Regions from separate parts of the Homo sapiens genome. Here regions 2 and 3 are each linked to region 1. A link is a loop called in an ENCODE intact Hi-C map of the cell type or tissue named here. Cell type or tissue: sigmoid colon. All regions are shown on one strand. Each heading gives the region's core, and the rest is flanking DNA. Links, peaks and the distances in the headings are about the cores only. Region 1 has its middle 210 kb from the start of TFCP2L1. Region 2 overlaps LOC105373583 (a long non-coding RNA gene). Region 3 overlaps GLI2 (GLI family zinc finger 2).

The links. Hi-C counts contacts between places; a loop is a spot of excess contacts. Peaks named below come from ENCODE experiments on the same cell type or tissue, not always from the same donor. Only the 100,000 strongest peaks of a DNase experiment are listed, where the experiment ranks them.
Region 2: a loop joins it to region 1, with 3.0 times the contacts of the local background. A loop is called at or near these places in 2 of 110 quality-filtered maps.
Region 3: a loop joins it to region 1, with 2.8 times the contacts of the local background. A loop is called at or near these places in 4 of 110 quality-filtered maps.

What each region holds. Positions count from the first base shown.
Region 1 is chr2:121,065,403-121,076,218 of GRCh38, forward strand. No RefSeq gene overlaps it. Among named protein-coding and RNA genes, the nearest start is that of TFCP2L1, 210 kb to the right of the region's middle. RefSeq lists enhancers at 5,425-5,988, 5,673-5,832, 9,007-9,857, 9,440-10,339, 9,858-10,709 and a silencer at 9,751-10,045. In sigmoid colon, for the core only: a CTCF peak has its summit at 5,773 (motif pointing left); a DNase peak (open chromatin) is centred at 5,789; H3K4me3 peaks cover 64 bases.
Region 2 is chr2:120,232,316-120,243,131 of GRCh38, forward strand. LOC105373583 (a long non-coding RNA gene) reads right to left here. Exons shown (of 3, transcript XR_923259.3): 2 at 5,977-6,049; 3 at 2,881-5,436. It also overlaps a transcript of RALB not described here. Among named protein-coding and RNA genes, the nearest start is that of TMEM185B, 14 kb to the left of the region's middle. RefSeq lists enhancers at 75-424, 5,588-6,787, 10,659-10,816. In sigmoid colon, for the core only: no CTCF peak of the experiment used is centred there; a DNase peak (open chromatin) is centred at 6,560; H3K27ac peaks cover 2,104 bases.
Region 3 is chr2:120,821,472-120,832,287 of GRCh38, forward strand. The region is part of intron 2 of GLI2 (GLI family zinc finger 2); the gene reads left to right. Among named protein-coding and RNA genes, the nearest start is that of GLI2, 91 kb to the left of the region's middle. RefSeq lists enhancers at 333-998, 1,835-2,642, 2,643-3,450, 3,451-4,258 and a silencer at 2,131-2,342. In sigmoid colon, for the core only: no CTCF peak of the experiment used is centred there; DNase peaks (open chromatin) are centred at 4,570, 4,950 and 5,730; H3K4me3 peaks cover 371 bases; H3K27ac peaks cover 962 bases.

The sequences.
Region 1 (10,816 bases), core at 1,620-9,619:
GGTCCAGTGGTGGCAGAATTGGCCTCACCAGAGGTTGGCTCATGTACTTCTTCAGTGTGGCTGCAAGAGTTCTGTGACTTATCCCCAAGTCTATAGGACAAGGTCCCCAAAGGACACCAGAAGAAAGCTGAGGAGCCTCGGGGCCTGCTGCAAGCCACCAGCAGCCAAGGGGCGCTTCTCAAACCTGCTCTCCTGGTCTGGGTGGCAGTGGGGTTGCAGGGGAGAGACGGTGTTGGAGGTGGGATGGTGCGGAGGTGTGCCCAGCAGCCAGGTGGATGGGAAGCCATATTAGGGACATTGGCTGAAGACAGGGGCGAGGGCTCTGTGGAGAGAGGATGCTGGATTTGGGGCCAGCCACCTTGACCACACCAGAAACACTCTCTTGGCTTCTGAGTCCTCGTCCATCGCGTGGGAGGATGGCTTCTCCTTTCCCACTGCACAGGCCTGGCTCCCGCGGACGTCCCCTGCTGGGGAACTGCTTTTGAAGTCCAGAGGAAGGAACGATGACCTCTAACTGGGGCAGTACTGAGGACCCAGCAGAAAGGGCAATGTATGAGGCTTCGAGGAGGAGGTGGCTCCTGGGCTGGCTGGAAGGAGAAGTAGGTTTTGGCAAATGAAGCTGGCAGGACAGTCAGACAGGCAGACGGAACTTGGTGGCAAGAGCACGGTGGTATGGAACGGGTAGCACATTGACAGCCTGTCTGTGAGCCTGGCCTGTCCCTTCTGTCTCCTCTGTGGGGCCGAGCAGGGCATCCTGCTGTGGGCTGAAAGCTTCTGGTGGTGCCCACTTCCCCCAAGCCTTGCTCCACCCTGTGATATCTACTGCAAGAGGCTCTCCCGCCCTCCAGCTTTAGTGGGGCTCAGACAATGGGAGCACAGGCAGGTGAGGGAGAAGGAGGCCAGGGCACTTACTCCCTGACTCTGACCATTTGGGGCTGCTTTGGGGTTCACTGTGTCCCTCAGCCAGATGACTCTTTTCAAAGCAACTCTCTCCTTCTGGGATCCTTGCCCCTTTAGGCAGAGGGGTGGTAGCAGCAAAGCTAGTCACGGAGCACTGCACTGTCCCTCGCATCACCCCTCGCCTGCCAGTACCTGTGTGAAGTTGGTCCAGTCCTTTAACCTCCTCAAGTATCCCAATGTGAGAGTGCCAATACATCCCATGTGGCTGAATGGTAGGGGAATGGGATAGGGAAGAGAAAGAAGCGTAGGCCTGTGGGTTATAACCGGATATGAGATGGCCAACTTTGATCAGTCACGGGGTGCCTGATACCTTTGCTGAAAAGGACTTGGAAGCCACATCCTGGATTAGCAGGAGGAGTGTGCTGCCATTGATTAGTAATGTCTGCCCTGGAAGCGAGGGCTGGGAGTAGTACCGTAAGCCCCAGGCATTCCATTCTCCCAGGACTGATCACAGAGGCCTTCGGGCTGCAGGAAAGGGAACTTGAATCTGATCCTAGAAGCACTGATAGAAGGAAAATACCATCAAAGTCATTCTGAACAGAGAAGTTCAATCCCAGTACTTTTTCTTTCCTGGCGTGGCTTTGTGGGTGGTGGATGGAGAGGAGACAAGGAGACCAGCAAGGGGCCCACTGGAATGAACAAAAGGAAGGTCAGAGATAGGGAAACACAGGTGATGAAGAGGCTGGTGAGAGGGATTGTGAGGTCTAATTCTTAGGACTAAATGTCTTGTTGGCTAGCAGGAACAAATCTTGTAATCAAGACACTGGAAGGATGTGGATGACATTATGGGCAGGAGACCCTGAAGGAGAAGGGTGGAGAAGAGATGGGGCAGAGGAGTCTACAAGGGGTAAGATGTTCTATGTCTTCAGAAGAAACCTGGGGCTCGAACACACTTTGAAGAACAAGGCCTAGGCGGGGCTGGTGGGGGGTGCACAGCACAGCCCTTGGTGCCCCTCCACTGGGCAGTAATGGTGATGCCTCTATTTGGAAGCATGGTGGCAACACTGTCTGGCCTCCAGGAGTGAGTGACGGTGGGGAGGAGCAGCTGAGCAGTGGGGCAAGGAGTGTGCACATGCTACATGGGGCCCTGGGGTCTCTCTGCCCCTGGGGCCAGTGCAGAAGCCACACTGGGAACCTGGCCCTCCTGCAAAACCTCTCTGTCCTGGTCCCCCTAAGCCTGGCTTCACGAGAGCTAGTCTTTCTGACTAGTTTTGCTTTACTTTACTTTTCCTTTCCCTTCTAATTTTAGAATTCACATCTGCACATTGTAGAAAATTAGAAAAATATAGCTCATTATTAAGAAGAAAAGAAAAATTACCATCATGCCACCTGCAGAGAGAATTGCTAGTAAGGGTTGGTGCAATCCCTCCAGGCTCTTTTTTTTTTTTTTTTAGCACTTTTAATGGGGAGACCTCTCGGGCTACCAGCTTGGCCCTGTAGGAAGTAGCACGTCACTCTGGCCTGGAATCCATTGAGTGTGGGTTCTGAGCTTCCCCCCAACCCCTGGATGGTCCCTGGTTCTGAATCCCACACAGTGCCAAGGTGTGTTGGATGGGGAGGGATGTCAAGGGGTCCTGGGTCACCTGTCACTTGTGTTTGTCCACATAGGTGACTCGGGAGGAACCGCGGCTCTGCGGTGGTGTGTGTCTCTCTCAGGCATGGGAGTCTCAGGAGAATTTGGAAACTGGCATCTGCGGAGCAGCCCCCAGAGGCCCACTGACTCCCCTCTTCCCCAAGGCCAGCCCAGGCCCAGAGAAACCCCTGAAAGTTTGGGGGAGCCCTCCCCAGCACCTGCTTCTCCTGACATTCTACCTCTCCCTGCCATACTTGTCCTTCCCTAATGGACTTGGAACGCCACAAAATCCAGAGCCTGGGTCATTTGTAACCAGAAGCCGGCTCCTCCTACCCCAAGGGCAAAGAGGGCTAAGGCGAGAAACCCTCCCAAGGTGAAGGAAATTTTGTCAAAGAAGAAAAAGGACAAAAACCAACATCACCAAGAAAGCCCGGGGCAGTGGTATCCTCACAAACACAGACACACCTGCAGACTTCTCTCACCAAATCGAGATTACAAAGCACAGCTTCCACTGCTTCTTAGCTTTTCACTCTGTGTTATGCCAGGAGCATTTTCTCATGTCATTTGAAAATGGGATTTCTGAGGGTAGCTCCCAAGGGTGACTTAGTAAATGAACTGAAGCCAGGGGATGAAGTGGGTTAGAGACCAGTCGTGGATGGCACAGAGACTGGCATCTGTAACCTGTCTCTTTCATTTCTACCCCTTCCTCAGCCCATCCCTAGCCTTCCCTCACTCAAGAGGCTACCGTGGCTCCCCATTTTTATCACATCAAGTCTAAACTCCAGCTTTCAAACCACTCATAACCTGGCAGGCTCTTCTCCTCTCTGTCAGTGAATGCCCCCGACCCTCACCACGGTACCCATTCCTCTCTTCTGTCTCTTGAGGTGCCCCCACCCCACATAGTGCTCAATCCTGTGTCCTTGCCCTGCTGAGCAATTCCCTCCCTCCCTCCTCCTCTCCCCAGTCCCCCTCATCCCTGTCATCCATCCCCTACTCCTTGCAAGTGGCCTCTGTAGTCCTCTCTAGGGCCCTCTCTCATCTCCCTCTCTGCGGCGGGTCCTGGCACCTCCGTGGCAGGCGGGATTTGTTGCCATCCCAGGGGGAATACTGGGCTTCTCAGTGGGCAGGGCTTGAGGCTTCATCCCTCCTCTTCTGGAGCCCGCTGCATGGTGCAGCAGGGCTGGGAGGGCTGGGCCAGTGAACCTGTACTTCTCAGGAGGAAGGGCTTTGCCCACCACTGGCCTCCAGGTGCCCGGCTCTGGTCGGGACTGTTTTGCTGCTCAGTGCCAGCCAGCAGCCAGGCCCAGGCACAACCTGCCCCAGGGTTCTGGGATGGCAGAATGCAAAGCGCAGACTCCACCTCTAACTTCTCCCCTGAAAGGAGAATCTGCCAAATCCCCAGGAGTTCAGAGGACAGGCCAAGGAGAGCAGAGGAATTCTACAGACCCAGGTGGGCCCTGGCTCCACCCTTCTGCCAAGCTGTGCCATCCTAGGCGGCTCCCTTAACATCTCTAATCCGCAGGAGCTTCTCTCGGGGTGTGTAAAGCATGAGTGGACAGGAGGGAGGTACTCGATGAATAGTGACAGCCAAAACCCTGATAACAATGGGCGATGTCATTTAACATTCACCGTCATCTCATGGCGCAGTCACTATTATTCCCCCATTTCGCAGATGAGGAAACTGAGCTTCCAACTTGCTCCTGCAGGTCCTGCAGAGTTCAGTGATGAAGTTCAAGCTTCATTCGGTCATTGCGCCTCCAGGGCCAAGGTCATTTGCAAAACTCCTTCGCGTGACCATACTGTCAACCGCGAACACAGCCCCATGCCTTGGTGGAGGGGGTGGGGTACGCCCATCCCACGTTGGGAATCAGGAACCCACCCTCAGCCGCCCCTGTCCTTGTGCCCTGTCTGTGGTTCCGTGGTGGAGGGTAACTATGTTTTAGTTAGCATGGATCCTGCACATGTGCTGGAATATTCCATCTGCAAGCATTGAAGGGACAGGAAATCGAAGTCTGGGCCCCTCTCACACTGAGGGAAATTCACAGACATTGTGATTAAAAACAGTAGGATGGTAAATATGTGCCCAATTAATGCCTTTACTAAAATAGCAAGTCCCTAAAATATTTCCGAGCAGGAAGTAGAATGAAGAAGGCCCCCTGCCCCCACCTCGCACCCCATTCTGTCCCCCACTCCTGAGAGCAGCCCAATTTGTCCCCAAAACCCAGGAAATCTTTCACGGAAAATACTCTCCAACTCTGGCTCCGCTGGGGTTCGAGGCCAGCCAATGGGGCAGGGTGGAGGACAGGTGCCCTGGAATTCCTTTCATGCTTATTAAAACCAACAAATGTCAGGCCGGGCACGGTGGCTCACGCCTATAATCCCAGCACCTTGGGAGGCCAAGGTGGGTGGATCACTTGAGGTCAGGAGTTCAAGACCAGCCTGGCCAACATGGTGAAACTCCATCTCTACTAAAAACACAAAAATTAGCCGGGCCTGGTGGCGGGCGCCTGTAATCACAGCTACTTAGGAGGCTGAGGCAGGGGAATTGATTGAACCCAGGAGGCAGAGTTTGCAGTGAGCCGAAATCGCGCCACTGCACTCCAGCCTGGGTGACAGAATAAGACTCCGTCTCAAAAAAAAAAACCCAACAAATGTCAGAAGTCAGTATTGTGGGTCCAGTCCACAGGGATCCCAGAACCACCCTTGCCCCCACCCCCTGCCAGGATCTGGCTACTGGGTGAGACCCAGGCCTGGCCTTCAGCTGGGTGGCTGGCAGCTTCCTGAGTTAGTTCTGAATCCCAAAGTTAATGGTACATTGGTCACGCCTGTAATTCCAGCACTTTGGGAGACTGAGGTGGCGGGATCACTTGAACCCGGGAGTTTGAGACCAGCCTGGGCAATAAAGCAAGACCCTGTCTCTACAAAAAAAAAAAAAACCAAAAATTCAGTCGGGTACAGTGGTGTGCAAGCTACTTGGGAGGCTGAGGTGGGAAGATTGAGCCCAGAGGTTGAGGGTGCAGTAAGCAAACGTCACACACTCCAGCGTGGGTGACAGAGAAAGACCCTGTCTCAAGAAAAAGTGTATTGGATTTCTCAAAGAGACTGTTCCAAAATCTGTTTGAAAATGGACCCTACAAGGATGATTTTTAATTGGAAAAGAAAAGAAAAGAAAAAAAAGGACGGGGAGAGGTAGGAAAACAGAGTGCAAAAGCCCACCAGCGCCCCCTGGTGAAAGAAGGGCAGTGGTGCCCGGCGCCGACTGCCAGCCTAGGGCGGACGGCAGGAGGGGTCCCAGTCCCAGCACCACCTCCGCTCCCCTCAGGGCTTCCCCAAGACAGCCCAGGGGTTCCAGCCCGGAGGCGTCAAAGCCCTCACCCGCCCGTTTCCTGCTGATCAGCCTCAGCACTCCACATAGCGGGGAAAGCAGCTTGTCCCTGGTCACAGAGGCCTTTTCCGGAGGGAGCAGGCTGTTACTGTGACTGTGTGGCTGGATCACTCACCCTCCAGCCTGACAGAGACTGGGCTCTGGGAAGGGCCTTGCCCAGGCCACACTGCTAGACAGGCTGAAGGCACAGGCGCCCCACGTTGTAACACCTCAGAAGTTCTGGGTTTCCAACTGAGTACCCAAACATAGAAAGAGCCCTGGTGCCCATCAGCACCAGGTGGGTGCACAGCCCATTGTCCTACAGAGGCCAGAGGAGCTCCCTGGAATGTACATCAGGCACGTCCCCATGGCCACGGGGCTCTGCAGTCCAACCCACCTATGTCCCCAGGTCACCTTTTAGGGCCTCCTCTGCTCCTTCCGCTTTAGCCGACTGGGCCTTCTTTCCAAAGCATTGAGCTCACCTCCACCCCAGGGCCTTTGCATTCACTGTTTTCCTTCCCTAAAAACGTCTGCTTCCAAATGTCCAGATGCCTCCTCCTTCTCAGAGTTTAGGTCTCGACTCAAATGGCAACTGCTTTAAGAGGCTGTCCTTGTCTTCCTGGGCCAAGGGTCCCTGGTCCCCATCACTCCGCCCTCTCAGACTGCTGTGAGGGATCTTTATGGATGTTATTACCAGCATTACATTACACAGTGTACGAATACTATATATTAATATGTGCTAGGATGCCAAGCTCCAAGACGGGGGCAGGGGGGCTGTCTTGTTCAGCTCTGTGTCCCCAGCCCCATCCAGCCCTGCACATCCTAGGTGCTCAGTAGCTAGTTACTGCATGAAGGAATGAGTGGAATTTGAATACTTATAAGGGAGGATTGGTGGCTGCTTCCCCTGTTCTCCCCCAGTGCCTGCGTTGTGGCATTTATGGTGTCATCTTGTCATTTACCTCTGGGTCCATCTCTTTCAAGGTGGTGAGTCCCCAAGAGAGGGAGAGAGGCTCAGGGCCTGTGGCTCCTTGGAGCTCAGAGAAGGTGCTCCCCTGTGGGTAGTCTCGCCCCGGCACCACTTGCTCCTGATCTCTGCACAACGGGTGGCCTTGGCCCCACGTCCCCTTCCCCTGGCACTGCTGCTGGGCAGGCATCTGGAGACCTGGGCTCTCACCGGCTCTTGCAACTCACTGGGTGACCTTAGGCAGGGCCCATCCTCTCCCTGGGCTCCCATTTCCCTGAATGCACAATGGGGGTCTTCTGAGACTCCTGAAGGGTCGCTAGTTCAACCCCTTGGAGTTGGGGGAAGCCCAGCTACCCTTCTCTGGCTTTTTTTGCGGGAGCGGTCTCAGCACCAATGCTTGGAGTTTGGGAAAATACACAGCTCTCCAGAGTGATGGGGAGCAGGGCTTCCCCGACTTGGTGGGGGCCAGTGATACCAGCAGCCACTTTTTAACTTGATCAAGAGCACGACTGCTATAGCCCAGTCATTGTATCCTAAGGGACAGGCCGCTCCCGCCTGATTGTATCCCCAACAAGGAACTAGGCCAACGCCGTACAGCCCACGTCAATTCCGTCCCTAACCCCTGCCAGCCTGGAGTTCCTGGGGGCATCACCCTCTCTCATCTGCAGCAACCACGTGGTGCCTCCTGCAGGAAAGCCCAGCCTGGCTCCCACTGCCCATTGCCGGGCTGGGCTCCACTCAGGCAGCCGCTGCTTCCTCTGCAGACCTTTTCTCTTCTGGGCGGGACAGGAACCCACGGCTGCTCAGGCACTGTGCCCCACTACCCCCTGGTCTTTGCACATGCTGTTCCCTCTGCCAGGATCACTGTGTTCCACTTTCCCACGTAGTCTGCAGAACCCGACCTGACAGTTCCCATCCCACAAGGGTTTCCCATCTCCTCCCATTCCGTTCCTACAGGCTCTGCCACCTGCACCAGTCAGAGTTCAGAGAAGTGGAACATTGGGACGTGAGAGGACATGCACGCGCACACACACACAGACACACACACACACACAGACACACAGACACAGAGACACACACAGACACACACACAGACACACAGACACACACGCACAGACACAGAGACACACACACAGACACACACACACAGACACAGACACAAACACACAGAGACACACACGCACACACAGAAACACACAGACACACAAAGACACACACACATAGACACAAACACACACACAGAGACACACACATGCAGGAACATACAGAAACATACACAGACATACAGACATACACAGACACACACACGCACTACACGGACAGACACGCGGACACCAACACACAGACACAAACACACAGAGACACACACACGCAGACACCCACAGACACACAGACACAGACACACACGCAGACACACACAGACACACAGACACACGCAGACACAGACACGTATACACACAGACACACACACAGACACACAGACACACCCACAGACACACACACAGACACACACACATACATATATAGACACGCACACACACACAGATACGCACAGACACACACAGATACATAGACACGCACGCACACACAGATACACACAGACACATGCAGACACACAAACACGTAGACACACACACACAGACACACACAGACACACACACACACGACCTATTACAGGGACTTGGCCTTGTGAAACCTTGGGCACTGGCCACCCCGTCTAAGGGAACTGCTGCTTCTCCGGTGCGTGGAGCTGGCAGGGCGGGCGTGGGGAAAAGGGGATGACCATGAAGTGGGGTAGGAGGACAAACGGAACCTGACAGGCTGAGCTGGAACTCCCACCGGGAAGTGGCAGACCCCAAGTCAATCTGTCCCCTGCTCTAAGCCTCTACCTTCGAGGATGGGCACCCCGTGGAAGAAGCCGGCACTTTCATGAACTAAGCATATACCTGGCCTGGGAGTCAAGAAGGCCACAGGAGGCTCTGGCTGGGCTGGAAGAGCTATGCCCCAGCTGCCTGGACACCAAATCCATCTCCTGAGATCAGCAGCACCTGCGAGTCCCCTGTGTGTTGGGAGGCACTGGCCCCTCTCGCCTTCTGAGTGTAAAAGGAAGACATGACTGCTGCTCCCTCTGCCCCTCCCCTGGGGCCCCAGATAACCCAAGCCTGTGCAGGGAAGGGAGTTCTGGGTGCTGCAGTTCAGCTCAGCTAGGCTGACCGGACACACATCTGTCACACCACCCCAGAGCCTAACCCATGCCGGGTCCTGGAGCTACTCCCGGTGGTGGCCACACTTCCTGCCTCCAGGAAATCCATCATCTCCTGGGAAAGACAAGTCAAGAGACAAAAACACCATTGAATGTGCACGGTGAGGTGGGCAATAGCCATGCAGGCCTGACGGGGAGAATGTGTCCCGTACCAGGGGAAGACTGCAGTGGCCCCCAGGGATGGAGAGGGCCGAGGTCCCGGGGAGGGGGCAGCTGTGCCAGCTCCAGGGCCTTCACTTCTGGGCCTTGGGCTGATGATGCTCCCCTGGGGAGGGCAAAAGGGAGGACAGCGAGGAGCAGGCTTTGGGTGGGACCAGCTGGGAACAATACCTGTGTCTGCCTTGCCAAGCCTCACAATTCCTATCTAGAAAATGGGGTTGTTGGGAGAATTGAAGATAAAATATATACAAGTATTGCACTGGACCTGACTCTCCCCACCCCAAAGTTGACCATTCCCAAAATTGACAGTGTCGTTATCTAGGTCCTAAAAAATCCAAGGGAGAAATGAGATTTCCTGTGTCTTCCCAGAAGCTACGCCACTGCTCTTGAACTTGGGAATTGCCACGAAGTGCAGGGGGTGGGGTGGACACGGAGGTCTGTAGGGCCGAGGAAAAAAAACACGACACAACTGGGGCCTTCCAGGGTCTCCCCCGACCCCTGTTCATCCTGCCTGCAGCACCTCATTCCCAACGAGGGCCTGCAGCCAGCTCCTGCCATCTGCCATGAGTTATAGAAAACAGGCAGTGATTAATCAGCCAGTCAACGCCGCGTGCAGCTATCCTCTTTCATTTATCTGCCCCCTGACCCCCCCAGCACAGTCCACGCAGCAATAGGCAAGTGTATTAATCATACGCTTTAAAAATATTTAAAGGAGGAGCTGAGCCTGGAGCAGAGTCTCCTTTAATGGACTCATTTTCAGCTGAGGGTGAGTATGCTAATTAGGAGATAAAACAAACGGGCTGTTTGAAATGCAAATGAGCTGCTGGGAGCACTTCTGGTCCCTTCCTTCCCTGCCGCCTGTTTGGGAGGCTAAATCTTATTTCTCCCAGCCGCTTCCCGCCACCGATTTCTAACCAGAAAAGATAGTGGCTGATTCTAAAACTGAGAGGTACTAGGTCGTGTTTTCACCGCCCCCCCTCCCCGCCCCCCGCCTTTGCCCTGGATCAAGGAGCAGAGAGGACAAAAGTTGCCCCAACTCCAACTCCAGCATGAAAAAACCCCAGCCGGGAGGGGAGGCGTGGCTGCTCTCCCCCCATCTCCTGGCACCCACCCAGTCCTCCCCATCTCTTGCCAACCCTGCCCCCTCAGTTTCTCTCCTCTCCTTTTCCTCTGCCTCTGCCCAGCTTGGCGTTTCCCAGCTCGCCTCCCTGCCCACCTCCTTGCCCTCTCCATTCCGTCAGCTGCTAGCAGGAGCCTCGGGCACAAATCCAGAGCCTTCCTGGCTGCAGCCTTTCCTGGGGTCCCAGGCACCACTCCCACCTACCACCCAGTCTAAACCCCGCCTCCTGTCCCCGCTGCCCTGGGGCCCTCCCTGCCCCATCACAACCACACACCTGCTATTCCCTCCTCTGGGCTTGGGGAATCCTAGTGCCCCTGCTTGGAGCCTTCCCTCCCACCTCCCGTGGCTGGCTCCCCAGCCCTTCAGGACTCAGGGCGCATCACCTCCTCAGGGAAGCCCTCAGACCTCCTGGT
Region 2 (10,816 bases), core at 1,724-9,723, 830 kb before region 1:
GCGGAGACGACTAAGTGGAGAAATAAATCTCTAGCAGCTGCCTGCTGCCCTGCTCTGGAGGTTGTCTGCGAGGAGGAGAAACGGCTAACTTCCAAGAACTGGGGTGCTTTCTCCCCACCTATCAGCTGAATCGAAACTGAAAATATGCCTCCGAGGCTGGAGATCCGTGACAGGCTTGAAACCTTGACAAGCCAACCCTTCTCATGTGGCTGCTTTCCACCTAAGAAAGAAAATGAAACTCCTCGGAGTTCCTGCTGGTTTTAGATTTTTCTCTGGTACAAACAAAAATTATTTACTGTCACTGAGGTTCTTTCCAGATTACCCCAAACAGCCATAACTTTCCCAGCTTTATCTGGGGGGTATTTGGTGTGGTGAATTGCTGTTCATATAGTGAATTCCTATTGCATATCCAGCGTTACTAGATTTCCCCCGTGAAGACAGGTCATCTCTTGAGCTCTGAGTGCTCTTACAGAGCAGGGGGGTTGAAGAAAGAGGTTCTCCCTGATGGTTTCTGAGTGGGTGCTTTAAAAAGCTCAGTAAGAGCCTGGCACAGTGGCTCATGCCTATAATCCCAGCACTTTGGGAGGCCAAGGTGGGTGGATCACCTGAGGTCAGGAGTTCGAGACCAGCCTGGCCAACATGGTGAAACCCCGTCTCTACTAAAAATACAAAAATTAGTTGAGCATGGTGGTGCATGCCTGTAATGCCAGCTACTCAGGAGGCTGAGGCTGGAGAATCACTTGAACCTGGGAGGCAGAGGTTGTAGTGAGCCAAAATTGTGCCATTGTACTCCAGCATGAGCAACGAGCGAAACGCCATCTAAACAAAACAAAACAAAACACCTCAGTAAGAGTGGAAGTGGTTTACGACTATTGATGCCACAACAACAGATACATCAGCAAAAGGAAACTTCAGGAACAATATGGTCGGGATGGAGGTGTTGGACGTTGTTTTTTCTTTTAATTAACAAAAAAACAGGAACACATTTAGTAGTAAACAGAGGGCCCAGTTTTCTCTTTTTGGTCTGAAAGGGGCTTCAAAAAATTGTATTCAGTGTTAAATAGAATAACAATGGCAATGAAGATAGTGAGAAGCGCTACCATCTGTTTAGCATGATGTCCGCGTGGGGACTGGGGGAGAGATTTGCTCCCATTACGGGGGAGACTGAGGCTCAGAAGGGTCAAGTGCCTGGCCTAGGCACCTCGTCCTGTTAGAGGAGGGCACAGCTGCCTGCTGCCCCTCCTTCCCCATCTCTGCCTCTCTAATCTTCCTTGAGGAAGATTCCATCAGAGGTTTTAGTTACATATTCCTACACCATGCCTGGAACATAGTAGGTACTCAATAAATCCAACTTTTCCTGAGTTAGTGGTGAGGAAAAGCTGGACTCAGGATCAGGCTGCCTGTGAAGTCTGGCCTGTAGCTTGCCAGCTGTCCCAGCTTCAGGGTCCTCACACCCAGATGTGTGTGTAGTAACAGAGCACTTCTTGCCTGCAACAGTGCCTGGTTCCCAGTGTATGCCAGTTGACTGATCCGTATTATTATTTTATCTTAAGAGGACTTCCAGCCTCCAGAACTGTTGATGAATAAATGTTTGCTGTTTAAGCTACCAGTGTGTGATACTTTGTTATGGCAGCTTGAACAGACCAGAATATTTAGAAAATAATTATTTAAAAAGGACCTTTTTTTTTTTTTGAGTTGGAGTCTCGCTCTGTCGCCCAGGCTGGAGTGCAGTGGTGCAGTCTCAGCTCACTGCACGCTCCACCTCCTGGGTTCACGCCATTCTCCTGCCTCAGCCTCCCGAGTAGCTGGGACTACAGGTGCATGCCACCACGCCCGGCTAATTTTGTTTTTGTATTTTTAGTAGAGACGGGGTTTCACTGTGTTAGCCAGGATGGTCTCGATCTCCTGACCTCATGATCCGCCCACCTCGGCCTCCCAAAGTGCTGGGATTACAGGCGTGAGCCACCGCGCCTGGCCTAAAAAGAACTTCTAAGCAGACATTTGATAGAGCACTGACATGGGTGGACGTTCATTCTGACCCATCTCTGTGCTGCGGTGGAGGCAGGCTGCTCTGGGAATGGCCGTGTGCAGGATTGCTGATGCCCGGGGTGGGGTGCCCTCCTGTTTAGAGAGGGGTGCTGTTACAGCAGTCAGGCTCTCTTTGATCTTTACCCATTGGTCTGCAGACTCCCCGTTAACCCTGGCAATGCTTCGCCATCTTATCTGCCCCCTTTCTTTCTTGGATTAAAAAGAGGCCCTAGGCAATACCATTCAGGACATAGGCATGGGCAAAGACTTCATGACTAAAACACCAAAAGCAATGGCCACAAAAGCCAAAATTGACAAATGGGATCTAATTAAACTAAAGAGCTTCTGCACAGCAAAAGAAACTATCATCAGAGTGAACAGACAACCTACAGAATGGGAGAAAATTTTTGCAATCTATCCATCTGACAAAGGGCTAATATCCAGAATCTATAAGGAACTTTAACAAGTTTATAAGAAAAAAGCAACCCCACTCAAAAAATGGGCAAAAGATATGAATGGACACTTCTCAAAAGAAGACATTTTTGCAGCCAACAAACATATGAAAAAAAGCTCATCATTAGAGAAATGGTCATTAGAGAAATGCAAATCAAAACCATAATGAGATACCATCTCATGCTAGTTAGAATGGTGATCATTAAAAAGTCAGGCAACAACAGATGCTGGAGAGGATGTGGAAAAATAGGCATGCTTTTACACTGTTGGTGGGAGTGTAAACCAGTTCAACCATTGTGAAAGACAGTGTGGCGATTCCTCAAGGATCTAGAACAAGAAATACCATTTGACCCAACAATGCCATTACTGGGTATATAACAAAAGGATTATCAATTATTCTACTATAAAGACGCATGCACACGTATGTTTATTGCAGCACTGTTCACAATAACAAAGACTTGGAACCAACCCAAATGCCCATCAATGATAGACTGGATAAAGAAAACATGGCACATATACACCATGGAATACTATACAGCCATCAAAAAGGATGACTTCATGTCCTTTGCAGGGACATGGATGAAGCTGGAAACCATCATTCTCAGCAAACTAACACAGGAACAGAAAACCAAACACTGCTTGTTCTCCCTCATAAGTGGGAGTTGAACAGTGAGAGCACATGAACACAGGGAGGGGAACATCACACACTGGGGCCTGCCAGGGGGTTGGGGGTTAGGGGAGGGATAGCATTAGGAGAAATACGTAATGTAGATGACGGGTTGATGGGTGCAGCAAACCACCATGGCTCTTGTATACCTATGTAACAAACCTGCATGTTCTGCACATGTATCTCAGAACTTAAAGTATAATAATAAAAAAAAAAAAGGGAGAAAAAAAAAAAAAAGAAAGAGGCCTTCTGGAAGTTGTGTTCTAACCCCTGTGAAGATCAGTGTTTTGCATGTAGCTTTGGAGATGCGATGGGAGTGTGAAAAGTCACTTACTGTTTGGGTCTGTGCTAAGAGCCCACCCACTTCGTGCCAGTGGAGCACCTCCTGCAGCATTCCACAAGGAGTGCCGTCTCTAGATAGCATGTGAGAGGGTGGGCAGCACGGGTCAGTGTGGAGACCCAGGTGCCATGTCCCCACCTGCAAGACTGGATTCTAGCTTTTATTTTGTCCCAACCCCTCATTTGGACACAGCTGGATTCCTCTCTTAAGATAAAATAATAATACGGATCACTTAATAATAATACGGATCCCAGTGGCATACACTGGGAACCAGGCACTGTTGCAGGCAAGAAGTGCTCTGTTACTGCACACACGTGTGGGTGTGAGGACCCTGAGGCTGGGAGAGCTGGCAGGCTACAGGCCAGGCTTCACAGGCAGCCTGATCCTGAGTCCAGCTTTTCCTCACCACTAACTCAGGAAAAGTTGGATTTATTGAGTACCTACTATGTTCCAGGCATGGTGTAGGAATATGTAAGTAAAACCTCTGATGGAATCTTCCTCAAGGAAGATTAGAGAGGCAGAGATGGGGAAGGAGGGGCGTCAGGCAGCTGTGCCCTCCTGTATCAGAACGAGGGGCTGTCGGGCCAGGCTGAGGAGGACAGAGGCTGCAGAACCCCAGAGAGTCTCAGCTCTCCAGCCCAGGTGCAGCTGCCCCTTGGGCAGACAGCCTGGAACACATCTGCTCATTAGTAGCCTACCCAGGCAGCTGGCCGAGCGCCTGTCCCTGAAGGCCTCCCTGAGCTCAGAGGCTCCCGAGCCCTGGCACTGTGGGTGCAATCCCCAGAGCTGCTTTCCCAGGCTCGTTGCACAGGCAAGTGCAGCCCAGGTGTCTGACAACTTTGGCTTCAGCGTCATGGCCTCCACATCGAAGCCGTTGTGGGACACCCAGGAGTCTGAGCTCAGCAGTGAGCTCGGAGCTTGAGCTTGAGCTTGGGTTGCAGAATCCAAAAATCAATTAATGTGGGGCTTGGGGGGAAATCTGTCTGACCGGTGGTTTGGCAAAATCTTCAATCACTGTGAGACAGAAGATGTGTGCTGCGTGCTGTGGCTATGGTGCGCATGGCTGCAGCTGCTGCCAAATAGGAAAGGCCCCCACAGTGCCTCCATCCCCCAGCCCTGCCTTTCCTCCCAAGTGCAGTGGGGGTGTCTTGAGGCGAGGGGCTCTCTAGGCACTATGCCTCCTCCATAGTCCTCCAGACCCCCTTTACTTGAAGACTAAGCAACTAGCCCTTTGGCAGTCAGTTCTAAGGGTGAGGGGCCTGAAGTGTCAGCAAGGGTCAGAGCCAGGCGCCTGGCAGAGGCTGGAGGGGCAGAGGCAATGGTGATGGGAGCCAGTGAGGCCAGAGCATGAGCCAAATCTCCCCTCTGATCATTTTGGACCAAGTGCAGTGAGCATGAGTTGGAGGTGTCCTCAAATTGCAATCCTCTGGGGTCTTCCTCTGTCTCTTCTTTTCGGGTGAGTTTGGCAGCGGATGTGAGGAAGGTGCTCTTCATCAGTCGCTGGGTTCATGAATGGTCCTCATTTCCTGAATCCTTCTGGATCATTCTCTGAATTCAGCAGGGGCATGTCTCCCTGGGCTGACGGGTGGGGCTCCAGGTGCATCTGGCTGCAGCACTCTGGGAGGGGGCCCGAGGTGCATGCAGATCTTGAGTGGGTCTCAGAGAAAGAGACACACAGGCCCCACATGCGTGTGCACACGCACACATGGGCATGAATGTGGGTACGAGGCATGTGTGCTCCACACGCTGACTTCACTGGGAACACTGACCCCAGCTGCAGAGAGACCGGAGCAAGGGCTGAGGGAGGCAGAGTGAAGGAGCGCTCATCCCTGGGAGGGCGCCTGGGAGGAGAAGTGAGTCATTGACCAGTGGTCATGGTGAGTTTGCCTTACGGAGCCATCTCTGGAGCCTGAGGTCACAGGGTCTCTGGAACTGGCCCTTCAAGTTCCTGGGAAGGGTTTTGACAGGGAAGTCGTCCACAAGGGCTTTCCCCCACTGGAACACTGCCTAGCCTTCTCAGAAACGCCCCATGTCTGTGGCAGGCTTGGTGTTCCTCCTGCCATTCCAGGCTTTCTGCTGCCCCTCCCCTCCCCTCCCCTCCCTTCCCCTCCCCTCTCCTCTCCTTTCCTTTCCTTTTTTTAAATAGAGATGGGGTCTCCTCATGTTTTCCAAACTGGTCGCAAACTCCTGGGCTCAAGCAGTCCTCCCACCTTGGCCTCCCAAAGTGCTGGGATTACAGGTGTGAGTCACCTTGCCCAGTAATTTGTGTAAGCATATACCTTGGATTCTCTACTAAACCGCCTAGTCTTGCCAGTCACTTCCTAGTCTTTCCTGCCTCCTGGCCTTCCTTTATCTCAGTCCCCTGCTGCCTGGAATGCTCTAATTCTCTCTCTTTCTCTCCCTCTTTTGTGTTTGTCAGAATCCTCATTGTTTTTTAAGCCCACTCAAGCCTCAAGCTCCACCTCTCCCAGGAAACATGGGGGCCTACTTTAGTCGAAGAAGACTCTTAGCTCTGAAGTTCTTTGAAATCATCTCTTCGCCTGAGGCTTCAGTTTCCTTACCTGTAAAAATGAGACAATACCATGTCATGGTTTGTTGTGAACATTCCCTGTGATGACCTTCATAACAGTGGCCAGCACGCAGTAGGTTCTCAGTGAAATCCTCATTCCTTTCCTGCTTTACGCCAGGCACAAAAATACAGATGTGAGGTGCACCCCTGGCTTCTCAGGAGGGAGCAGGGCTGGGGTGGAGGAGGCCTGGGTGAGGGGTTCCATACCTACCCAGGGAAGGGAAGGGATGGCAGGAAGCCTTTGAGAAGACCTGCTACTGGGCTGGGTTTGAAGGACAGTTAGAGGCCATCAGGAGCACCCGAGGAGCAGGAGTACGGTGAGGCAGTGGGGCAGGAGGAGGACAGGCTGGGAAGATGGGAGACAGGTGGTGGGAGGGGCTGGGTGCGGGGCACTGTCGGGGGCAGCCGGAGAGAAGACGAGAGCCTGGACTTTATGAAGAGGTGAGGAAGTCACTGAAGGAGTTGAGGGCGGAGGCAACAAGTGGGAGAGGCTGAGCCAGGAGAGGCGGCTCAGTGGCCTGCAAGGGTGGGTGGGGACCAGTGGAAGGCAGCCCTGACTCAGGCTTAGTCAGAGGTCCTGGTCCAAGGTCCCCTGCCCGCTCCCCGCTCCCCGCTGCAGCCTCACAGTGCCCTTCCTGGAATAAAAGGTGGAAAATGAGAGTTTGCTGTTTGGGGCTGCCATTCAACTTGCCTGGGCAGGGAGGATGATGGCTGAGGGCCGCCAGCATCCACGGCCCTGCTCAGTCCCCATCTCCTTGCACCCACTGTGGTAACCAAGCTCCCCACCCTGACACCTGGCTTGTCTTTTCTGGGGTGGTTTCTCCCTCAGGGACTTCGCTCCTCTGTTCAGTCTCCGCCATTTGCACAGCCCCTCAGCTGAGTCGGTTTCAAGTGAGCAGAGCACACAGGGGCTTTGAACACCAGCCATGCCGGGCTGGGGAGGAGGGCAGGGAGGAGGAGTGTGGCAAAGGCAGCCACGTGCTCCACGTGTTCCTCTGGATGCCCCCGCTCCTCCTGGCGCCCCGTGAGGGTCTGTGTTGGTCCCTGTTGTGCCCTGATCCCCAGCACCATGCCTGGGGAACCGTTAAATGAATGCTTATTGAACGCCAGGGTCACTGTCTCCAAGTCTCAGGTGTATCGCAGGTGCACAGTACCTGCCTCCGCCTTGGATGCCTCTACCCCACCACAGTAGTATAATTGCCCAGGATGTGGGGCAGGGGCAGAGCGACAAGGGTTGGGGGAGATGACTCTCTCAGCCCTCCCCTCAGCAAGCCCTCTGCCAGAGTCTCACTCTGTCCTCCTCCGTGCATTCCGAGAGGTAAGCGCGACTAGGAGTGTGGGCCCAGGTGACCTACGACTGTTCGCGGGGGATGGGGCCGTCAGGAGGGGCGTGGCCTCCACTCCATGCCTCTGAAATGTGCTGGCCTCTGTCTGGAAATTGCTCATTTTTCTTACCACTGAGCTTGGCAGTCATTGGGGAATTTCTGGAGGGAGGGGGGATCCTGGAAGGAAACTACCGTGGGACCTGTTGTTTCCCCAGAAGCTCAAACACAAAGAGAGGATGGAGTGGAGGTGGTGCTGCAGAGGGGGCTGTTTTTTCCCTTAAGAACAAGCTGCCTCCTGTCGGAAAAAGGAAGGCCGTTATCCTTTCATCTCATGTTTTTTTCCTCCAACCCCGGGTCTCTGTGTGGGATTTCAGCAGCGGGAGAGCGGGTGGCAGGAGGAGGTCTCTGCATGAAACAGCGGCAGTCAGGTGGGTGCCCGCCCTCGGTGTGGATTGCACTTCGAAGCCCCACAGTGACCTTGTGACTTGCCTGTTGTTATCCTCATTTGCCAAAGGAAGCTCAGAGAGGTAAACAGACTTGCCTGGGGTCACACAGCATGTACTCATGGAGCTGCTACTTTTTTATTTTTATTTTTATTTTTTTTTGAGACAGGGTCTCCCTCTGTCACCCAGGCTGGAGTGCAGTGGCGTGATCTTGGTTCACTGCAACCTCCACCTCCCAGATTCAAGTGGTCCTCCCACCTCAGTCTCTTGAGTAGCTGGGACTACAGGTGCATGCCACCACATCTGGCTATTTTTTTTTCTTTTTTGTATTTTGTATTTTGTAGAGACAGGGTTTCACCATGTTGCTCAGGCTGGTCTCGAACTCCTGGGCTCAAGGATCCGCCTGCCTTGGCCTCCCAAAGTGCTGGGATCACAGGTGTGAGCCACCGCACCTGGCAGGAGCTGCTATTTGAACCCAGGTCTGTGTGGTGCCAAAGTGATGTTAAAGCTTCCCCCTGGATGGGAAGAATGGCAGGCCTACACAGGCCTGCTATCCCCAGTCTTATTCTAGATCATGCCAGGCCTTCCCTCCATCAGAGCTTACTGTTTCCATGACCTCCTGGGTGTCTTTCCTCTCATGCCTTCTCCTGCATGTGCTGCTGAGTCAGTGTGAGGTTGGCTTCTGGGCACCTGGGTGAGTGTGTGGGGACTTGGGGAGACAGCATCTGGTGGGATTTCAGGCTGCCACATACTCAGCCTTTGGGTAGACAGAGAGAGCTGGGTTTTGGGGGACCGGAGGCCTACTGCTAGGAACTGGGAACAGAAGCAAAGTCGGTGCCTACAGCTGGAAAGGAGGCAGCAGTCACAAGGACCCCAGATCCACTGTCACGGGGTGTGCGTTTGTCCTTAGTCCTGTGGGAGCTGACGGACGGGTTAACTTGGATGCACCAGCAGAAAGCCACAAGGCTGAGACTGCCCAGTGGCGAAAATCATGCACCATGTGTCTGGGCCCCTGCCTCCCACTCTCCCAGAAGGGCTCATCCTCGAGCCTGCCCAAGGGGAGAACAGAGGTGGCCCTGGCTGTAAATAATCCCCAAGAGCCACAAGGCCCAAGGTCCCCTGCAGGGAGAGAAACAGCCTGTTTGCCTCCTAGGAGCCAGAAAGCTCAGGAGAGAATCTAGTTCACAGGGTGAAGATCCATGGAGTGCCTGCTATGAGCGGGGCTCGAAGGTGTGTGGGTCCAAAGAGGAAGGAAACAGCCTCCTCACACCCTCAGGATGGCTGCTATTAAAAGAGCAGAGAGGGCCAGGCATGGTGGCTCATGCCTGTAATCCCAGCACTTTGGGTGGCCAAGGTGGGCGGATCACCTGAGGTCAGGAGTTCGAGACCAGCCTGGCCAACATGGCAAAACCCCGCTGCTACTAAAAATATAAAAATTATCTGGGCATGGTGGTGTGCACCTGTAATCCCAGCTACTTGGCAGGCTGAGGCAGGAGAATCACTTGAACCCAGGAAGTGGAGGTTGCAGTGAGCTGAGATCGTGCCATTGTACTCCAGCCTGGGCAACAAGAGCGAAACTCCATCTCAAAAAAAACAAAAAAACAAAACAAAACAAAAAAACAGAGAAGAGCAAGTGTTGGAGGACATGGAGAAATTGGAACCTTTGTGCACTGCGGGTGGGAATGCGTAATGGTGCAGTTGCTATGGAAAACAATATGATGGTTCCTCAAAAAATGAAGCAGAATTAACATAAGATCTGGCAGTTCCACTTCTGAGTGTATACCCGACAGAATTGAAAGCAGAGTCTCAGATATATTTGCACACCCACATTCACAGCAACATTCTCACGATAGGCCAGAGGTGGAAGCAACCCCAGTGTCCATGGGCAGGTGAGTGGATAAACAGAGTGTGGCACACGTGATGGAATGATCCCTCAGCTTCAACAAGGAAGGAAGGACAGGCCATAACACAGGTGAACCTTGAGGACATTATGCTAAGTGGAATAAGCCAGTCATGAAAAGACAAATACTGTATGATTCCACTGAAACCTGGTACCTGGAGTCGTCAAATTCACAGAGACAGAAAGTAGATTGGTGGTTGCCAGGGGCTGGGGGCAGAGGAGGGAAGGGCAGTGAGTGTTCAATGGGTGTAGTGTTTAGACTTCTAGGGATGGATGGTGATGATGGCTGCACGACACTGGGAATTTACTTCATACCACTGAACTATACACTTAACAGCTAAGATGGTGACTTTTATATCATATATATTTTACCACAATTAAAAATAATTTTAGGCCAGGCGCAGTGGCTCACGCCTATAATCCCTTTGGGGGCTGATGCCTATAATCACTTTGGGAGGCTGAGGCGGGTTGATCACGAGGTCAGGAGATCGAGACCATCCTGGTTAACATGGTGAAACCCCGTCTCTACTAAAAATACAAAAACAAAATTAGCCGGGCGTGGTGGCAGGCGCCTGTTGTCCCAGCAACTTGGGAGGCTGAGTTGGGAGAATGGCGTGAACCAGGGAGGCAGAGCTTGCCGTGAGCTGAGATCGCACCACTGCACTCCAGCCTGGGCGACAGAGCAAGACTGCATCTCAAAAAATAGTAATAATAATAATAATTTTAAAATTAAAACAAAACAAAAAATAAAGTGGCCTGGTGTAGTAGCTCATGCCTATAATCCCAGCACTTTGGGAGGCCGAGGTGGGAGGATCACTTGAGGCCATGAGTTCGAGACTAGCCTGGGCAACACAGCAAGACCACCATCTCTGTTTTTTTAAAAAGTAAATAAAAAAATAAACAAAATGGACGCGGACTAACTGGCTTCCAGGGGCCAAATTGGCATGGTGCCCTTGGCATTGTATTATGTAATCTTTCCATCAACCTCTGTGAGAGAGAGCTCCCTTCGTTCTGATGCAGAAACCAAGGCTCAGAGGCATGCCTTTTCTCGCCCAAGGCTTTCACTGGTCTTTATGTCTCAGGTGAGCACT
Region 3 (10,816 bases), core at 1,289-9,288, 240 kb before region 1:
TCTGGCCGAGACTGTCAAATCCTCGGATGGGCTTGTAAACCAGCTCCTGGCCTAGCCTCATCAAACGTGAGGATGAGGAAGAGAGAGCCTGGTGGGCCCTGGGGAGGGGACCTGCACTCTCAGTGGGACACCTGGTGACCAGTAAGCCTGGTCCACTGCCCTTCCTCACCCTCTCGTCTTTCTAATAAACAGAGGGGAGGTGCCTGTGCATAGACTTGGGGACTATTACATTGACTCAGAAAGACCCTCTTTTCCCTTTTGCCCCAACCAGTGCTTTACGAGGTTGCCTAAGCCTGTGCTGCGACCCCCAGAGGCAGGTGCAACCCCATTTTACAGATGGGGATGCTGAGGCTCTTCACCAGGGCCGCCCAGCTGGATGGCAGTGGGGTGGGTCACACCGAGCCTCCTTTCCCCTGGGCTGGGCTGCCACCCGAGGCCCCCACTATGTGTTCCTGTTTGCCTTTGACTCCACGGGGGCCGGGAGAAAGTGGCACTGGGGATGCCACCAGGCTGCTTGTCAACTGGCCTTTGCTGTGTTCCACACCTCTGACATGGAGGTGAGGCTGTGGTGGCTAAGACCGGGCGGTGGGCCGAGTTCATGTTCCTGCTATGCCAGTGATAGCTGGACGAGACCTAGAGCAAGGCTGTGAACTCTTGTGGCCTTGGAGTTCTTGTCTGTGCAGCATCCTTTCGGGTGCAAGGATTGTTACAAGGGTTGAGTGAGCTGTTATCAGCGAAGCACTGAACAGTGTCTGGAAGGTGATAAACTCAACAAAGTGTCTCTGGAGTTAGAGCAGCCTTCTTGTGGTCCCTGGACCCAGCAGTGTGCTATGGGCATAGTGCCCTGCACAGCGGGTCCAGCTCAAGGGACAGGGACAAAATGACCTTTTCAGAAGCGTGTTAGGAAACAGCCCGATGGGCCCTAAGGCTCCAGAACCTTTGTGTTCCCTGAATCCTGACCCTCACAGGGTCCTTGCATGAACTTGACACAATTAATACCAAGAGAGATGGTGCTGTCCCCATTCCACCCCTTTGCATGTGGCTGAAGGTCACAAGGATAGCAAATGGAAATGCCTCCGCAAATCACCTGTTTACTATTTTTCTGATTATTAAAGTGATTGAAAATGTGATGACTGTGGAAAAGCCCAATGAACATATCATTATGTTCTTCCCTGATTCCACCTCCCAAGGATGACCCTCACTCACATGTTAGTATGTTTCTTTCCAGTTCTTTCTTTCCATGCCATACTTCCCTTCCAATGGAAGGTTCAATTAAGGACGTTAAAATACAACAACAAAACACACAAAAGTAACTCCCTGGGCTTTTGAAATTCAAAGCTTCAGAGGAAATGGTACGAATGCAACCCAAATGGCAAATTTCCCATCTGATTTTATTTTCAGTACACTCTGAACCCATCTTCTGCCCCTTACCCTAGCTCTTCCTCAGGCAACCTTGAGTTTCCTTCTCTAAGGGGAATCTTGCAGGAGTGGTCTAGGACTGGGAGGCTGAGGGGGCATTGGAGGAGACACCTGGACAGGTGTGCACAGAGGTGGATGTGAGAGGTGGATGAAGGACATCCCAACAGGGAACCTGCTCCCACCCCCTGCACCCCCCGCCACCCGGCTGTGTGTTTCCCAGGCGAGGCTGTGTTTGACATGCAGCGGCCGCACACCGTCTTTGGTATGCCGTTTGGTCCCGGACTTAATGAGTTCTGCAGGGACGCTCCACTGTAGCTAAAGATCATTTACCTGAATTGCTTTTTAATTTCTGCCGTGGGAAGCTGCCCCCGGTGTGATATAATTACATTATAATTTACAGCAATCCCAAATCTATAAATTTAGCCATACAGTGGGGGGAAGGGACTGGAGTTGTGTGTGGGGCTGGGGGAGAAATCCCCCCCATCATTAAGTAAACCCACATTTCTGGGTGCAGGTTCCAGTCCCTGGGCAGGTGTGGAGGAGGCAGAGAGGGACATCACTCGCCCAGTACACGCTGAAGTGTGCTTTAACACCACAGAGCATTCGGGCTGGAGCTGCTAGTGGGAGAGGATGAGAGAGTGATGTGACATTCTTTCTGATCTGCCCTCTTATAGCATTTTTGCTGTGGGATGTGGGGAGCACACAGAAGTGGGTAGCCTGGGGACATCTATGGAATGCCTAGCATTGGAAGGCAGGGATCGGAATCCTTCCCTGATTCTCTTATGGGAAGATCTCCCGGCTGTGGGCTGTGGAGAGGAGAGCTGGGCCTCAGGGTGGAGTCCCGGGGATGTCTCTGGGCAGATGGAGCCACTCCCTGGGAGCTTGTGGCATGTGCGGAAGTGAAGCCGTGTGGGATTCCGATAGGCCTAGGCGAAGGCGCAGTACCATGCAGGCCAAGGGAGGGGTTTCCTTTCTGCACCCACAAAAGGGTTCACATTCCTGGTGGCCCTGCCATTCCACGTCACTGTGTAATTTGCCGTATTCCTGTAAAACCATGCATGGACCAAAATTATTCATATTTTATGGGCATAAAGGCAGTTCATTAATTAATGGAATTCTATGGTGAATTAACTTTATTTAACAAAGAAAGAACCAGGTTTTTCTGATTCGTCTGCTCTGGAGATCTAAACGTTCATATCTTGGGGGGATTCCGTTGGGATGACTTTGTAGCAGTGGGAGGCAGTATAGCAGCTAAAGCACCAGTGGAACCCAGGTTCGGAGAAGCTAAGTCACTTACCCCACATCACGTAGCTGGTGGAGGAGAAAAAGACCCTGTGAAGGCTGTTGGATGGGGAAGGTAAGTAGGGGGATAGAGAGGGAGGAAGAGGGAGGCAGCAACAAATTTACTCGCTGTGTTGACCTTGACTGTTACGAGTTTGCCCCTTGGCCAGGGGGACTGTGTGGAGTGGTGCTCTGGCAGCAGCCTTCCCCCTTACAGGGGTGTGGGCCCCCACCCTGATACAGGTGATTGTCCCTCGCCACCCCGGGAAGCTGCTGATCCTCAGGCCCACCCTCTGAGCTTTGGCTCTTACGTTCACGAGCGCTGGGGCTCAGAGATGGCAGAATGGCGGCTCCAGAGTGTCCCTCCAGGTGCTTGTCATTAGCCACTGCCCCCTGCTCCATCTCTGGCTGTAAGCCCCTTTGGGCCCCCTTTGGGTCTACACCAGCACCTGTCAAACTGACTCTGAGGAGGTCAGAGAGGGCAAGTCATTTACCCCAAATGACACAGCTGGTCTTTGAGGATGTAAGCCTGTCCTGAGGGCCTTGCTTTGAGATAAGGTGTCCCACAGCCTGATGTTCCAACCAAGTGGGACATGAGGACCTGAACTCCCTTGTCAGTGACACACCTGACAAAGGATGTCCCCATGGCATTTCTTTGTTGTTGTTGTTGTTGTTTTGTCTTGAGACAGGTTATCGCTCAGTTGCTCAGGCTGGAGTGCGGTGACACAATCGTGGCCCACTGTAGCCTCGACCACCCGGGCTCAAGCAATCCTCCCACCTCACCCTCCCAAGTAGCTGGGACTACAGGTGCCTGCCATCACACCTGGCTTATTTTTGTATTTTTTATAGAGACAGGGTTTCAACTTGTTGCCCAGGCTGGTCTCGAACTCCTGACCTCAAGTGGTCCCCTTCCCAAAGTGCTGGGATTACAGGTGTGAGCCATTGTGCCTGGCCCCCATGATATTTCTTATAGCCATTGGTACTGCCATGATTTGGGAGTTTTGGGAGAATTGAAGCAAGTACTTAGAATCTGAAAGAATGCATTTCCTGTTTAAGGAGCCCATTTATCACTCAGGTTTTACAAATACATGATAAAGCCCAAGGAAGGCCTGGCCCTGTCCACCTGTGCAGCCACTCACTGCCCTCACATTAAAACAACCTCACCTGGCTGTGAGTGTGTGCTTGGCTGTGAGGAGTGTGCAACTGGCTGTGAATGCGCCTGGCTGTGAGTGTGTGCTGGACTGTGTGCGCCTAGCTGTGAGTGCACCTGGCTATAAGGAGTGTGCTCCTGGCTGTGAGTGTGCATCTGGCTGTGAGTGTGACCTGGCTGTGGGTGTGCACCTGACTGTGAGTGTGTGCCTAGCTGTAAGGAGTGTGCTCCTGGCTGTGAGTGTGCTCCTGGCTGTGGGTGTGCACCTGGCTGTGAGTGTGTGCTGGACTGTAAGCATGCACCTGACTGTGAGCGTGCACCGGACTGTGAGTGTGCACCTGGCTGTAAGCTCCTTCTGCCCAGATGCCTGTCCTTTGCCTGCTCCTTCCAGGAAAGCTGCCTTGATGACAGCCCTCCCTCCATGTCCCCCTCCTGGTGCTTCCTGCAGACATCAGATCCCTGTGGGTGTCTTCTGACAAGTCTTACCCCTGCCCCTAGGGCTAAGCCCCAAGGCCAGGAGATGTTTGGATAATCTGGCCAGGGATCACAGGAGCGCTCCTTCCTGTGGCTGCTGGTTCGCAGATGGCCTTGCACAAGCCTTGGCTGCTCAGAGCTTTGCACTCCAGCTGTGGCCCAGCAGTGTCCCAGGGAGGGATAGGATGCTGGGTGAGAACACCACAGGCCCTTACTGCTGGGCACGATGGGAGGCTGCCTGGTGACGGCCGCCTTTGTTATGACAGAGCAGAGCGTTGGGCCGTGGCCAGGCTCTGTCCAGAGACAGCTGCGAGGCTTCCAACCCGGCTGGGTGGGGTGGGAGGGAGCTGTGGCTGGCATGCATCTGCATGCACCCAACTTAGCAAGTTCAGCATGGAGGAGAGAGGGAGAGAGGGGAGAAGCTGAGACAGAGAGGGGCTGAGTGCATGCAGCTGAAGCAGTGCCCTCGTCCCAGTCTGAATGTGCCAGAGCCAGGTTGGGCGTGAGGGTCTGCCGTCCTGTTTACATTTACTCGTGCCTCCTGTACTGCAGGCTCCAGAGCTGGAGTTTTTATTCAGCTTCTGATGTTTATATACACAGTTTTCATGCACAGGCCCAGAACCCAGCCAGCCCCCTCCCTCTGCTGCTGTTCGATCTGGGAGGCAGTGTGCGTCTCCACACAGAGGAGACCGCTGGACTGCACTCTGGAGGAAGTGGGGTCCCCTCCGTGTGGGACCTTGCTTGAGGTGGGCAGAGGTGCTTTGGAGTGGTGGAGATTTTTATCTCATGTATGGTCTTTCGTGTCTAATCTTGGCAAAAGATGGGATTCCCTGCATTGCCGTTTTACAGATTAGGGACCTGAGTTTCAGAGAGCATGTACTCTGCGTCACACAGGTTGGGGAAGTGGCTTTGAACCCAGGCCCATGGGATTCCAATGCCTATGGCCTCTTGACCCCAGGCCTTTCGGGAATGATTTGAGAAGCAGGCAGTTCAGTCCCTCTGTACCTGCGGTCCCCAGTGACAGCTCAGAGCCCGTTTCAGATCCGCCTGGGCAACCTGCCCGGCTCCCGCTTCCTCTGTCTCCCCTTCAAATGCTGGCACATTCTCCATAGTGACTTCCCAGCCTGCCACATCTCCCCACACCCCAGCCACGCATAACCACTGGCGGCTCCCGGGACAAGTGGGGCTCCCACCATTTCGCTTTCACTGTGTGGTGACTCCCATGGGTCCATGAGGGACTGCTGTGTCCCCAGCTCCTAGAACAGGGCCTGGCACTGCCCATGCCAGTGGTTTGTTGACTAAATCCGTGACCGGATGAGTGCTTCAGGGACCTCTAGGCTTCCCTCAGAGCCAGCCCAGAAACACAAACATATGACTATGTTGCCCAGACCCGTGGCTGTCTTCTTTCAGGACAGCGGAGTTGGCACAGCCAAACCCGAGTGTCTGCTGATATGCTTCTTGCTAAGTGGTGAGCCCGGCGTCTCTAAGTAGTGCCTCTGCCTGTGAGCGGGTGATGAAGAGTCAGTGGGGATTCATACCCATACTGTGTGAATAGGATGGCTACTATTAAGAAAAACACTCAGAAAACAGAACAGGTGCTGGTGAGGATGTGGAGAAGTTGGCCTCCTTGTGCACTGCTGGTGGGAATGTGAAATAGTGCAGCCACTTTGGAAGACAGTATGGGAGTTCCTTGGAAAATGAAACAGAATTACCTTACAATCCAGCAATTCTCCTTTTGGATTTAGACTCAGAAAAGTTGAAAGTAGGGTCCTGAAGAGATATTTGCACACCCATGTTCATAGCAGCCTTATTCACAATAGCCAAAAAGTGGAAGCTACCCAAGGGTCCATTGATGGATGAATGAATAAACAAAATGTGGTGCGTGATACAGAGGGCTGTTATGCAGCCTTAAAAAGGAAGGACATTCGGACACAGCACAGATGAACCTTGAGAACGTTATGCTAAGTGAAATAAGTCAGTCACAAAAGGACATATACTGTTTTATTCCACTTATACGCGGTCCCTAGAGTCGTCAGAATCGTAGAGACAGAAAGCAGAGTTGTGATTGCCAGGGGCCGGAGGGAGGAAGGAGTGAGGAGTTCATGTTGAATGGGTGCAGAATTTCAATTTGGGAAGATGAAAAAGCTCTGGAGATGGATGGTCGTGATGGTTGCGGAACAACGTGAATGTACTCAATGCCTCTGAATTGTACACTTAAAAGGCATGGAAATGGTACATTTTATGTTTTGTATATTTTCCTGCAAGTTTAGAAAATGAAATTATTGAAGAGAGCCTGAGGAGCAGGTCTAAACACCCATGGACTTCTAAAGCTTCCGTGAACCTTGGGTCCTCCTGGTTCCTCCACCATCGATGACCAGTGTGTCACCCCCTGGTTCAGTGCCCTCTTTATGCATGAGAGCAGCTTGCTGGGCCAAGGCCCCCGGGCCAGGTGGCTTCTCTGAGGAAACGTTCGTTAGTTCTCCCCGCTCTCTCACCAGAGAAAGCACCTGTGAGGCCAGCCTCTTGTCTGAGCCCCTGCCCGGAGACTCCGAGGACATTCGAGCTCTCAACCCCAGACAGACGCTGAGGGTGGAACCTGTGGAAAATATGTTGGTTTTAGAAATTTAAACCTGATTTTTTTCTCCTCTGTGAAAAGAATCAAAATCCAGCATAAGCTTATTACAGGCGGACTGAGGTTATTTTGGGAAGTAGCAATTAAAGGTTTTATATTTTTCCTCTCCCTTTTGCCCTTGCAGCTTGCACAGGTCTGTGAAGCTATTAAACCTTCACCCAACCCACAGCCCGGAGGAATCTGCCCTGCCCCGTTTCTCCTCCAGTTCAGTGCCTTGGGAAAGAAAAGAAAGTTAAATTCGTATTAATTACAGCCAAATCCGCTCAGTAAGCACTTGCTGAATATGCTTGAGGATGAGGTTTAAAGCTCTCCTCCAAACAAAACGGTAAAATGAAAGGAATAATTTATTTGGTCAGACACTATAATTTGCCACGTCATTCCATTTCTCTTGTTACTAAAATGGATTCTCTGCTGAGGCCGTGACTTCCAACTCCAAAAAAAAAAAAAAAAGATCATCCACAGCCACTATTCCTCACAATTTCTCTGAAAGGTCCTCCTTGCCCCACCACGCTGAAGCTAGGCCCAGGGCTCTTGGAAGAAACACACAGCACTTGCTCCTGCACACTGACACACTCTGTCACCCAAAATGACATGCTGTCACTCATACTCACACACCACATGCTCACAGTCACACACGTACGCATGCATGCACACAGGGACAGCCACGCACCTGCACCCATGCACGCACTCACTGTCACACACACCATCACCACGTGCACACCCAGCACCCACACGCACCCTTCATACACTTATACACACATGCACACATTCGCATGCACACGCCTGCACTCACACAGTCACAGATACACAGGGACACAGAGCCCCAGGGGCAGTATGCCTCAGAGCATGTTAGTACTTCCATAAACGATCTCTTTCCACATCATTTACAGAGTGGGCGCATTGTGAGTGTCTTAAGTTTCTGACCAGGGTTAATGTCTTTCTGAGGCTGACTTAGCTCAAAGGCAGTGTCATGATTAAGATCTCAGGCCCAGGAGTTGGACAGTGCTAGGGCTGAGCCCCAGCCCAGCCACTTAACAGCTGTGTGACATTCGTCAAGTAGAAGGAGTTCCCCCAGCCTTAGCTTCCCATCTCTAGGTGGTGATAATGAAGAGTTGACCTCATAGGGTACATCTGAGGAATAAACCAAGGCTGGGCCTAACAGCTGTTTCCCAGGAGGTTCTCATCTGAGTTGGCTGATATCGTCATTATTATCACCAATCCGTAATGCTGGTGTCCCATCCGTTCTCCAAGTGCTGACTTGGCTGTAGCTGTGGGCCCGGGCCTGGGAGAAGGGGACTGTGTCCACCAGGGTGGCTGCAGGAGGGCCTATGTGGGCCTTGAGATCCTGCTTCCTGGCCAGGACCCATTCCTTCATGGGGCACCTTCCCCAGTTCTCAGGGCTGGGGGCACTCAGAGGGAAGTGCAGGGCTGAGTTCATGTAAGTTCTGCAAGCAAGTTCTGGTCCCTTTGAGTCAGCACTGTGCTAGGCATTCAGAGGGGAGGGGGCGCATGTTTTGCTAAGGGCAGGTGTGCCTGCGTGTGTGTGTGTGTATATATGTGCACGTGTGTGTAAAGTTTCCTTAGAAGAGGTGGCTTTTGAGCAGAAGCGCCTTGGGTGAAAAGTGTAGCAGGCTTGGAAGTCAGAGTGTGCTGCTGAGTGAGTGGGAGTCTGGTGGAGGTGGTCTTTCTAACCGGCCACAAGACCCTGGGCCCGCTCTGCCCCTCCGTCTGAGTACCTGCCATCCCAGGGGGTGAGTGCTGGCTGGGCTCCTGGTGCAGCCACCTGCACCGTGCAGTGCCATCACCGGGTCGTGTCTTGAGCCCCTCCTTGCCCTCCTGTTTGTTTAAGTGGCCTTGGCCTAGCTCCCTCTGCCCTCTGAGGGTCTCACTGTGCCCTAGCCCTGTGGGCATAGTGCCTGGCACATAGGGGGCCCTCAGTCTAGGGCACAGGGTGAGTAGAGGAGGAGGTTGGCCCTGCTGGGGCAGCATGCTTGCCAAGCCTGTGTGTGTGTGGGTTTTTGTTCATGCTTCTGCTGGTGTGTACGGAGAAGTGGGCCCAGACACACACAGACATACACGGATGCCCACCAGGCCCCACGTCCATCCATGGGAAGGGCAGCACATGCTGGTAATGTGTTCCCCAAACAGCAGCCTCTTGGGCTGCCTGAGCTCAGGGCAGAGCAGGGACGGGGCCTGTTTGTTGGGGCTCCAGCAGGGCAGGGGAGGGCAGAGAGTGTGAGCCCTCTGGAGAATGTGCAGGTGGCTGGGGGAGTGCCCTTCCCAGAACCTCATGGCTGGACCTGTGAGACTCCCTGCCCGTCCTGGTCCCCACCATGTTCCCTCTGTTTTCTGGGTGACTCTCTCTGCCTCCTTTCTCTGGTTCTCTCTGTCCTTCTCTGACTTTGTTGCTGTCTCTCTCACTGTTTCTTTGTCTGTCCCTCTCTTCTCTGTCATTCTGTTTCTCTCACTTGGTCCCTGTCCTGGATCACTCTGTGTCTCTGTGTCTTCTGTCTCTGTGTCCTGGTTTCACTCTGCCTCCGTATCTCTCTCTGTCTCTTTTTTTTTTTTTTGCCTGTTTGGTCTCTTTGTTTTCCTGTCATTCTTTTTCCCTCATTTGGTCCTCAGTTTCAGCTCTGCCTGTCTCTCTCTCTGTTTCTGTCATTCTCTCTCTCTCTTTCTGTCATCCTCTCTCTTTCTGTGTCATTCTCCATGTTTGTCCTTCTGTTCCCTTTCCTTGTCTGTCTCTGCACACCAAGGTTGCTCCCAGCTGGGAGGTTGGCCCTGTCCCGATGCCTGGCCCTTCTTCTGCCAAAGGCATCTTGGAAAGACTTGAGGTTATTCTGGTGCATTCAGTCCAGCGCTTGATAATTGTACTAACCTGGCAATTGGCAAGTGCTCCTCCCAAAGAAAACCCTCACAGTGCAGGGTGCTCTGCTGTGGGCACCAGGCCTCCCTGGAGGTTACAGGGCTCACAGTGTGGGGACAGGTTGTCCAGGGGCAGCTGGAGCATCCACTGGGATGCTGATGTCAGGCCAGAGGGCACCTGTGTTTTCCTGGGTGACAGGCCACAAGCAGGACAGCTCACACCCAGGAAAATAAAAGCCAGGCTCAGAGTACTTGATTCCTTATTATGGTTGGGGATAGTCAGTAAAATAGTAGATTCCGTTTTGAGAGCAGTATCAGTGCTCTGGGGCCTGTGAAGGGAGCTTTGGGTGTGCTCTCTGGTTGTCACACAGCCCCCGGTGGTGCAGGTTATTGTCCCAGTCTGTAGGAAGGGAGGTGCCTCCTGGTCTGGTGGCTGGGAGTGTGGCTTTAAATCCAGCTCTGATTCTTACCAACTCACCCAACTCTCCAGGCCTCAGTTTCTGCATTTGTCTGTGGGTTGTTGTGAGGATTCAGTGAGGTCATGCTCACAAAGTACCTGCGTGGAGTAAGGATGAAATCAATGGCACTAGTGTCAGGGCTGTCTCAAAGATTATCACTTAGTCTCAGGGGCTGGAGTGCCAGTGGGATTACCTACGCTGGACTGCGTCTGCTGCCCACCCATCGCTTCCCATATGGGGCACCACAAGGCGGGGTGGTTCTTGGTTTGTTCTTTCAATCAGCAGTAAACACCAGGTACACAGCATGGTACTTGCTTGGTGGAGAGGAATCAGTGTGGATTGGGGCCCCAGTCCATGCCCACCTGGCACAGGGTGCACCATCTGGTCCCACAAGGAGTCAGAGCCCCGGCCACTGAGGACTTCATCTCTGTGTCTTAAGAGCTCATCGGTCTTGAATTTGCCCCCTGGCTGCCCCTGGCAAGTGCTGGGGCTTATACCCAGGAGACCTGGGGTCAATGACTTGAAAATGAAGTACCC